Linked DNA regions of Homo sapiens: region 2 is linked to region 1. A link is an interaction called in ENCODE POLR2A ChIA-PET data of the cell type or tissue named here. Cell type or tissue: PC-9. All regions are shown on one strand. Each heading gives the region's core, and the rest is flanking DNA. Links, peaks and the distances in the headings are about the cores only.

Region 1 (5,384 bases), core at 259-5,258:
GTTACACCTAAATCTGCAAAGAACTGTCTTGTGAACAATGCGTTTCCATAAACATTTGACATCACATTTTAACTTCTCCAAAAAGTAAAAGGTTGGTGGCATTACTCAGTGCTTGTAGAACAAATTGATGAATATCTTACTGGTAGTTAATCTTCATCTTTTTTGAAAAGAAAATTCTGAAGAAGGGGTACAGATACATTTAGTTTAACTGAGAAAATCAAGAGGTGAATGAAGTGGAGATACTGATGTTCTTCTGTGCGTCATAATCCAACTCAGAAGGCATTCCAAAAAAAAAGAGTACCAAAACTGTTTCGAGCAATGTCAGCACTGATAGGATAAGTATTAGTCTAGGAAAATCAGGAGCAGGCCCAGGACAGGGTGTGACTGGTAGGTTCTTACTCAGTGTTTGCTTAGCTGAATACTTAATCTGACACCTACTTTCTAATTTGTGCAATTTTTTAAACTGATTTTTTGATCTTTACAATTTTTTATTGTGTTTTAGATATATTAAATGTCCTTTATAACATGTCATCCTAGACTTTGGGATTTTACAAGAATATTTAATTAATATGAAATCCACCAATCTTAGCAGGTCATAAACAAGAATACTTTTCATTCTTAACTCACTCATTTCTGTGTATTGAGGCCATGGCGCTCTTTAGCAAGTATCTTTTGGGCAGTTAGGTGCCGAGTGGAATGATTTGCCCCGTTCTAAATTTGGCGTGTATTAAGTGAAGAGTGCCAAAATTGTTCAGGTAGTCATATTTGTAAACTATCTATTTTGAAAATAAAGATTTGAATAACTCATTGAATGAACCATTCTTTAAGGTTAAATGCCAAAAAGATAATGTTCTCATTATTCTTTCTTGATTTTTAGCAATAGGTGTTTCCATTGATGTTTTTTAAGTTTATTCAAAAATTAAAGGAAAAAAGTATAATGACAAAAAGAAAGAATAATGCCCTGTATTAATATTTAAGATAGTATAATCCTTTGGCTATCTTTAATTCCATTCTGAAAATATTAATATTTTAGTAGGAAAACAATAACTTAAGATGTAGAATTATTTTTTGTGTCAGATGTAGCATTATATTTTCTTTTTACATCTCAACTTATTTTTATGCTAGATGAGAACTTTAAAAAATATAACAGGTGTACTGTTATTTTTGAGGACTTCTAAATAAATCTCAAGAAAAGCCCTGGGGCAGAGATGAATAATAAGGGATAATAACGTTTAGCACTGTAGAGAATATATCATAAGCTACTATTGGATGATATTCTACTGTCATCCTTTTTATATATCCACACAGAAGACTTTAATGGTTTTCAAACTAACCTGGATTTATGGTCATTTCTAAGAAGAAAAAAGAAATGTTATATGTTTTTCTCAGTGAACAAGGTAATTGAATGGGACTATTATAAACAGGAAAGAGAACCCCTAGTTGTCGGTGCAGAGGAAACTGCTGGCTGGAGGAAAAGGATGCGGTGTTAGTATTTGGGAGTGTGAAGATTGTGTTTGTGTTAGAGTTGAGCTTCTGCAGGAAACAATTTAAAAACTGTATCCTATAGTGCTAGAAATTATGGTGCCATAAATTTTCTAATATTCGTATGTCCCTAAGAGGCAATATTGTTAAATTCTCTCTCTAAAGATAAATGCCTTTTCCCCCCCACCGCTTAATAGAACTCTATGGAGAACTCTTTGGTATTTTGGAAGTAACATATGCTAATTCAATTTATCCAAGTGCTGAACTCAACTTTAAATTAATATTTATGCGCTACTCCATCTTATTCCAAACTATAAAATTTATGAGGCAAATAATGAAAAAGCTGTCTTCGAGAATCATATAAATAATTCTCTAAGACATTGCAACAGCTTTAGTTGGCTCCTTGGAAAATGCACTGAGTGGAGACAGTGGATCAGGTTCTGGCCCCAACTCTTCCATGTACATAAGCTCCAGATGGGCAGGGATCGTTCTGCTTTGATCTCCACTGTCTTACCAATGCTAGAATGGAATTCCTGACCTCAGCCAAGTGGTTTGACATCTCAGTGCCTTATCTGAAGGTTAGCTTAGGGACTGGGCTTACATCCATGGTTTTCAAAGTATTCCATTCCGCGTGGATGCCACTTGTAAGTTACAAAGTAAAAAAACACGCACTTAATTATTAAAACGTTAATAAACACAACTGCATCTCGAATGCATCATATGTTGTCTTTAAACATACTGGAGACAATCAGTGCTTGCTAACTTGTTCTGCCCGATTGTGCAATACTTGGAACAAAGCTCCACCTGCTAGAAAGTGACCTCCATGAAATTTGCCTGATTTAGTGCTTGCTGCATCCCTATTGACTAGTACCAGACCTGGTATATTTGGCAAACAAATAAATGAATGATTCTCTGTAGGTTTAAACCTTTTTCTTTTGAGACGGAGTTTCGCTGTTGTTGCCCAGTCTGGAGTGCGATGGTGTGATCTCGGCTGACTGGCTGACTGTAACCTCTGTCTCCTGGGTTCAAGTGATTCTCCTGCCTCAGCCTACCGAGTAGCTGGGATTACAGGCGCCTGCCACCATGCCTGGCTAATTTTTGTATTTTTAGTACAGACGGGGTTTCACCATGTTGGCCAGGCTGGTTTCGAACACCTGACCTCAGGTGATTCGCCCGCCTTGGCTTCCCAAAGTGCTGGGATTACAGGCATGAGCCACCATACCTGGCTTAAACCTTTTTAAAATGTATGATTCAGAGAGCTTGTAGCTCTGTACTAGTTCTTTTTTATTTCCTTTAATTCAATTTTGTATGGTCCACTTCTGTAAAGTTGTGTTGGGGAATCCAGTCCCATGTCATCAGCGTGCCCTAGACTAGGCTTGGCATTTCTATCCAGTTCATGCTCTCATTATGTAATAAGCATGCATATGGAAAGTAACTTTGTGTGTGTGTGTGTGTGTGTGTAGCCCTTCAAATAAAGCTTCACCTGCTAGACAGGCTTGGGCAGGTCCCCTTCTGGGAGGATGGGAGTTTCTTGGTTGAGAGAACTAGTAAGTGAGCCAATATTTGGACTCATGCCCACCACCACCTTTGAGCTTCCTGAAGGTCCACTATTACGATTTTTAAGCAATTGCTCCAAAACAGAATTCTCTCACTGTCTACCAGTCTAGGCCTTACTTTTCTTTTTATTTCTTTTTTTTCTGAAGATTTTATTTTCCTCTTTTCCATGATTAAAAATCCTCTGAAGAGAGGCAAACACTTCAACACTCTTTTACTTTAATAACTTGTCTTCTGACTTCCCACTGGAGTAATAGTCACCAACACTCCCATCAGTTTTGTGTCTGTCTTAAACTAACTTGCTCTCTGGCATTGCCACTCCACTTCTTGCTGATTTTCATCTCCTGGTTCTCCTCACCTCAGTTAGCAAGGCCAGTGTTGTGTGTGCTGTCCATAGCTCCTTTCCTCTAGGTGGAAAGTAAATCTCATATAAAATCATCTTTCTCCTCTACTATGTAAAGCTCAACATGTATTTAGGTATCTTCCAGTGAAAAAGCACTTTTCTGGAGGAAGGAACATTGGAGATGAGAATACTCATTAATAATAAATATTACTTTTGTCTTCAGTGGAGGTGAAAATCTCGAATGCATAGGCATTTTCTAAAAGGTTACATAGGATGATGTTAAAGGGTTTAAATTATTATCATCTCCATGGAGTGGGGCTAGGATATAAGGTCAAGAGTGAAAGATTGGGAAGAGCACTACCCTTCTGTACTGTGTTGGGGTTTTTTGTTTGTTTGATTTTGTTTTGTTTTTGCCATCAGTGTGTTATTACTTTAAAGTTTTAAATCACTAGTTAAAATAATATAGAGACTGGCTGGGCATGGTGACTCATGCCTGTAATCCCATCGCTTTGGGTGGCCAAGGTGGGCAGATCACTTGAGGCCAGGAGTTCGAGACCAGCCTGGCCAACATGGCAAAACCCCATCTCTACAAAAAAAAAAAAAAAAAAAAAAAAAAAATACAAAAATTAATTACTTGGGAGACTGAGGCACGAGAATCCAAGGGAGGCAGAGTTTGCAGTGAGCTGAGATTGTGCCACTACACTCCAGCCTGGGTGACAGAGTAAGACTCTGTCTCAAAAAGTAATAATAATAATATAGAGACCATCTTGCTTTTTTCTAAGCTTAAAATTATAATATTATTAACAAATTTCAAGGACATTTCCTTCTCTATAAGAGTTTCTGCTTTTCCTAAAGTGATGCAATGGAACAGATGACTTTTAAAATAAAGATTCAGAGAATATCACTGAATCAAGTTATATAACTCCAAGTCCAAATGCAAATCATTTTTAAATTGTATTTTAGCATAATATGAGAAAAGATGGTAGAATTTAATTTTAATTTTTTTCTGTATATAACCCCCCCCCCCCAAAAAAAAACGGATGATATTTATTTATTTATGAGACGGAGTCTTGCTCTGTCAGCCAGGCTGTGATACAGTGGCATGATCTTGGCTCACTGCAACCTCTGCCTCCAGGGTTCAAGTGATTCTCATGCCTCAGCCTCCCAAGTAGCTGGGGTTACAGGCGTGCAACACCATGCCTGGCTAATTGTTTTTTTTTTTTTTAGTGGATACACGGTTTCACCATGTTGCCCAGGCTTGTCTCAAACTCCTGACCTCAGGTGATCCGCCTGCCTCAGCCTCCCAAAGTGCTGGGATTACAGGCATAAGCCACCGTGCCCAGCCTGTATACTATACTGTGTTTAAGTGTGAACAGTGGTCATTACTGAAAGTTAGACTGATAGATTTTTTCTAATTTTTCCTTAAATATTCTATAATATACATGATGAGCTGACCTTATAATCAGTGATTTTTAAAGGTTACCTCTCACTTTCAAATAAAGATGCTGTTGTTTCTCAGCTTAATCACCTACTTTTTTGCTTCTGTTCAGTATTTTGTCATAAAAACCTGGTTGGACACACCAGATAGCTTCAAAGTGGCCACCTACTTTTTTCAATGGATTAGACTCTGAATGATCTCTGGCGACTTTCTAAAATTAAATCCTCTATCAAACAAGGAAATTTCTCATCATTGAGTATAGTCAAAAGAATGATCTGTAGACTCCAGAGGAAATTCTAAAAAAAGTTTCATAAATCTATTAATTAAAAGGGGTTTTGTTTAATGGAAGCATTATTAGTTCATAGTTTTTCTTTATTGAAGGAAGAAATTACTTTGATGGGTAAATGCTGGAAAATGTTTTTTTAAATTACTTAAGTTACTATGTAACATTTTTGTTTTTAACTGACATATAGTAATTTTTCATATGTGGGGTACAGTGTGGTGTTTCCATATACATATACATTGTGTAATAATTAAATCAGGGTGATTAGCATATTCATTACATTG
Region 2 (5,384 bases), core at 219-5,218, 1.6 Mb before region 1:
CTGCATGGGGGAACCACCCCCACGTGAAATTACCTCCCACCAGGTTCCTCCCTTGACACAGGGGGATTACAATTCAAGATGATTCGGGTAGGAACACAGAGCCATGCCATATCATTCCATCCCTTGCCCCTCCCAAAACTCATGTCCTTCTCACATTGCAAAATACAATTATTCCTTCTCAACAGTCCCCTGAACTCCAAATCCAAATTCCCATCTGAGACAAGAGAAGTCCCTTCTGCTTATGAACCTGTAAAATCAAAAGCAACTTAGTTACTTTTGATTGCATGCATGTGGGTTGAAAATAAAGAGGGCTTCTGGGGGACATTAGTGTCCACAGGGTACAGGCATTGGGTAAATTCTCCCATGCCAAATGGGAGAAATTGGCCCAAACCAATGGGCAATAGCCCTGTTGCAAGTCTAAATCCCAACAGAGTAGTCATTGAATCTTAAGGCTCCAAAATAATCTCCTTTGACTCCATGTCTCATATCCAGGGCATGCTCAATACAAGAGGTGGGCTTCACCCATGTGGCTCTGCAGGGTACTGCCTCCACAGCTGCTTTCTTGGGCTGGAGTTGAGTTTCTGTAGCTTTTTTTCTTTTTCTTTCTTTTCTTTTTTTTTTTTTAGACATAGTCTTACTGTATCACTCAGGCTGAAGTGCGATGGTGCACTCTCGGCTCACTGCAAACTCTGCCTCCTGGGTTCAAGTGATTCTCCTGCCTCAGCATCCCAAGTAGCTGGGATTACAAGTGTTCACCACCATGCCTGGCTAATTTTTTTATATTTTTAGTAGAGACAGGGTTTCACCATGTTGGCCAGGCTGGTCTCAAATTCCTGACCTCAGATGATCCACCTGCCTCGGCCTCCCAAAGTGCTGGGATTACAGGCACAAGCCACCATGCCCGGCCATTTCTGTGGCTTATACAGGTGCATGGTGCAAGCTGTCAGTGGATCTACCATTCTGGGGTCTGGAGGATGGTGGCCCTTGTCTAATCACTCCAGTAGTTAGTGACCCAGTTGGGACTCTGTGTGAGGGCTTCAACCCTACATTTTCCCCTCTGCATTGCCCTAGTAGAACTTCTCCATGAAGGCTTCTCTCCTGCAGCAGACTTCTGCCTGGACACCCAGGCATTTCCATACATTCTCTGAAATCTAGGTGAAGGCTTCCAAAGCTCAACTCATGTCTTCTGTGCATCCACAGGGCCAACACCCCACAGAAGCTGCCAAGGCTTGGAGCTTACATCCTCTGAAGCAATGGCCTGAGCTGTACCTTGGCCCCTTTTAGTCACAGCTGGAGCTAGAGAGTCTGGGAAACAGGGTGCCATGTCCTGAGGCTGCACAGAGCAGTGAGGCCCTGGACCTAGCCCACAAAACCATTTGTCCCTTTTAGGCCTCTGGGCCTGTGATGGGATGGGGTGCCATGAAGATCTCTGAAATGCCCTGGAGACATTTTCCACATTGTCTTGGCTATTGACATTTAGATTCTCTTTAGTTATGTAAATTTCTACAGCTAATGGCTTGAACTTCTCCCCAGAAAATGGGTTTTTCTTTTCACTGCAAGGTCAGGCTACAAATTTTCCAAACTTTTATCTTCTGCTTCCCTTTTAAACATAGGTTCCAGTTTCAGATAATCTTTTTCTGAGTGCATATGACTGTACACTTTCAGAAAAAGCCAGGTCACCCCTTGAATGCTTTGCTGCTTAGAAATTCCTTCTGCAAGATACCCTAAATCATCTCCCTCAAGCTTAAAGTTCCACAGATGTCTAGGGCAGGGGGGAAATGCCACCTGTCTCTTTGCTAAAGCATAGCAAGAGTAACCTCTGCTCCATTTCCCAATAAGTTTCTCATCTCCATCTGAGACCACCTCAGCCAGGACTTCATTGTCTACATCACTATCAGCATTTTGATCAAAACAATTTAACAACTCTCTAGGAAGTTCCAAACTTTCCCTCACCTTTTTGTCCTCTTCTTAGCCCTCCAAACTGTTCAAACCTCTGCCCATTACCCAGCTTCAAAGGCCCTTCCACATTTTATGGTTATGTTTATAGCAGCACCTCACTCCTGGTGCCAATTTTCTGTTTTAGTCTGTTTTTACACTGCTGCAGAGAACTACCTCAGACGCATAATTTATAAAGAAAACAGGTTTAATTGACTCACAGTTTCTCATGGCAGGGGTTGCCTCAGGACTCTTGATCCAATTACCTCCCACCAAGTCTCTCCCAGACACACAGGGATTACAATTCAAGACAAAATTTGGGTAGGGACACAGAGCCAAACCATATCAACAACTATTGTAATGCCCAACCTTGTTTTTACTAACCCTGTTTTTAGACTGTCCCTTTTCCTTTAATCATCTAGCCTTGTTTCCACCTGCATTGACTCTCCCTTAACTAAGAGAGCCAGACAGACTCCATCTTGGCTCCTTCACTGGCAGCCCCTTCCTCAAGGACTTAACTTGTGCAAACTGACTCCCAGCACACCCAAGAATGCAATTAACTGATAAGATACTGTGGCAAGCTATATCCGCAGTCCCCAAGAATTCGTCTGATTGATAACACCCAAAGCCCCGCGTCTATCACCTTGTAATAGTCTTAAAGCCCCTGCACCTGGAACTGTTTACTTTCCTGTAACCATTTATCCTTTTAACTTTTTGACTACTTAACTTCTGTAAAATTGTTTTAACTAGACCGCCACCCCCCCACCCCACCCGCTCCCCTTCCTAAACCAAGGTATAAAAGTTAATCAAGCCCCTTCCTCGGGGCTGAGAGAATTTTGAGCGTTAGCCGTCTCTCGGTCGCCGGCTAATAAAGGACTCTTAATTCATCTCAAAGTGTGGCGTTTTTCTAACTCGCTCAGTTACAACACTATCAACTTCCTAAACTTAATTTATAAAATTAGGAATAAATAAACACAAGTATTTACAAATTAGGCTGGGGATTTGGTTGTGTTTAATTTAGCTTCTTTGTTTTCTTGACGTGTTTAACAACAATCAACAGTTATTGAGGTAAATATTACTTTTTGTTATCACATCTCACAGCATATGGAAAAGATCTTTAATGTTTCCATTGTTTCCTGATTGGGTTCAACTTCAATTATAGTTTAAGTAAGTTAAAGTGCAATACTTATATGATCCAATTCTAGAAAGTATGATAAAATGAAATAATATGCTCTTAAGAACTATATTGAAACCATCTATATTCTGAAAACAATATTTTATCATTATTAATACATAAAAGTTCAATAGAGAAAATGCAGCATCAATTAAGTAAGAAGTTAAATCAAAAGGTGTCAATCAGAATTAATTTAAATGGATACAATATATCAGATATCTGGCTAAGTATGTGGATATTCAGGATTTAGCTGCTGGAAACCTCAGTCAAATCTGCACATCACTCTGCATCCTTGAGCTATCACATCTCACCCCTCCTACTCCTCAGGGAACCTGAAGATTCAGGAGCCGACCTGATACTCTCTGGCCACCACACTGGGCTACACGTGGAACAGTAGGTGCAAAGAGGTCACTTGGGAAAAGTTGGATTTCAAACTCTAATTCAGACAATTTTTGCATGTTGTGACCATCTTGTTTTCTTAGATCATTGCACTCTCTTGGTCATAACAACAGCTAACAAGCTTTCTTGAGCTATTTTCTCATGAGAGATGATCCACCTTTGATTAAATGAAACTGTCCAATTGTTTCTCCAAGCCTTCAGACATCTTCCCATAGGAGTCAGGGTTTTGATGTAAAAGGATGATGCTTTCATATAATTTGGGAAGTTTCTCCTCTATTTCTAAGTGATACATTTCCTCCTCCATTGATTTTCTGCAAAGTTTGATTTCACATTCTTGATTTAGTTCAAGCAGTGTCTGGAGTTTCAAAGGAAGCTTTTGAATCTCAATTTTAAATAGTGCATTTCTCACTGCACTGCTCTAATTGGGAATTCTTAAAATACTGCTTGTTTTTCTCTTTTAAGTTTTTTTTTAAAGAAAATATTTAAATTAACAGCATTAACGAGCTTCTTCAAATTGATATTTGACTGATAATCTTGGTTTCCATTTTCTGAAACCCTTTTTGTCTAATGTCAATTTGTCATCATCTGTGTAATCTTCTCTAAAAGGAGATGTCAATTTGTCATCATCTGTGTAATCTTCTCTAAAAGGAGAAGATAAGTTTATCATCTTCAGCGCAGAGTCCATTAGAGATTTTTACTGATTCTCTTTACAATTGGCCTCTTTTTCCCTTTGTGTTTTGATGTTTTCTAACACATTTTCTGTCCCTTTAGGTCCCACATTCTTTTCTTCCAGCAGCTTCTCGGACAAAGAGCTTCTTGAAGCTGAACATTTTTTATCAAAACCATTAATAACTTTTCTCTGATATTGTCCTATAGTCTTCTGAAATGACATTAATATATTTTGGCCTCAGTTCCTTGGCACTGTTGGGATTGTGATGCCTCTTTCGAATGACTGTGTCTATCTTTCACTCCGACGAGCCATTATCACTCCGGGAAATAAAATTTTGTGGAATTGGCTCTTCTGTTCTTGGTCATGAGGCTCTTCTGTATCCCCCAGTGAAAAGATGGACCTGTCTGTACCATTAGTAGGTATTGCCAAACACAGAGTTTGTAACATCAGAGGACTGACCACCACTGCAAGTGACTAGATAACTCAAAGGCTTTATTTTTTTTATTTTTATTTTTATTTTTTTTGAGGAGTCTCCCTCTGTTGTCCAGGCTGGAATGCAGTGGCACGATCTCAGCTCACTATAAGCTCCATCTCCGCGGCCCAGGTGATTCTCCTGCCTCAGCCTCCCGAGTAGCTGGGACTACAGGCGCACGCAGCCATGCCAATTTTTATTTTATTTTTGTGTTTTTAGTAGAGACGGGGTTTCACCCTGTTAGCCAGGATGGTCTCGATCTCCTGACCTCGTGATCCGCCCACCTCAGCCTCCCAAAGTGCTGGGATTACAGGCGTGAGCCACGGCACCCGGCCAACTCAAAAGCTTTATTAATGAGTCTAATATTCCCGCTGTCTTTACATTTCTCTCTTTAACTCAGTCAGCAAGTCTCTGTGCTACCTCCTTTCCCTTCATAGTCATGTTGGCTCTTCACAATAAAAACAAAGCAGCACACACCAAAATTTTCAAGGGAATCCCAAACAGACTTAGCCTTGTGTCCGTAATTCAAATGACACCACCAGCACACCATGCAGTGGCCATACGAGTAGCTGGAAAGAGCTTTTGTGGTCATTGGTAGACCTTCCATAGATCCAGTGGCCACTGCAGCTCTTCCTCTGGTGGAAACCTGCGGACTACAACTTCCTGCCCAGACTCTAGGAGCGTCCAACCGTGAAACAAAACAAGTATCTGGTAACCAGAACAGACCATCAGTA

The links. ChIA-PET counts read pairs that join two places held together with the same protein. Peaks named below come from ENCODE experiments on the same cell type or tissue, not always from the same donor. Only the 100,000 strongest peaks of a DNase experiment are listed, where the experiment ranks them.
Region 2: POLR2A ChIA-PET joins it to region 1 with 6 read pairs; 2 of 35 experiments call an interaction of 5 or more read pairs at or near these places.

The regions. Positions count from the first base shown.
Region 1 is chr7:16,650,115-16,655,498 of GRCh38, forward strand. All of the region lies in intron 1 of BZW2 (basic leucine zipper and W2 domains 2), which reads left to right. Among named protein-coding and RNA genes, the nearest start is that of BZW2, 6.6 kb to the left of the region's middle. In PC-9, for the core only: no CTCF peak of the experiment used is centred there; a DNase peak (open chromatin) is centred at 2,987; H3K27ac peaks cover 998 bases.
Region 2 is chr7:15,052,094-15,057,477 of GRCh38, forward strand. No RefSeq gene overlaps it. Among named protein-coding and RNA genes, the nearest start is that of DGKB, 150 kb to the left of the region's middle. In PC-9, for the core only: no CTCF peak of the experiment used is centred there; no DNase peak of the experiment used is centred there.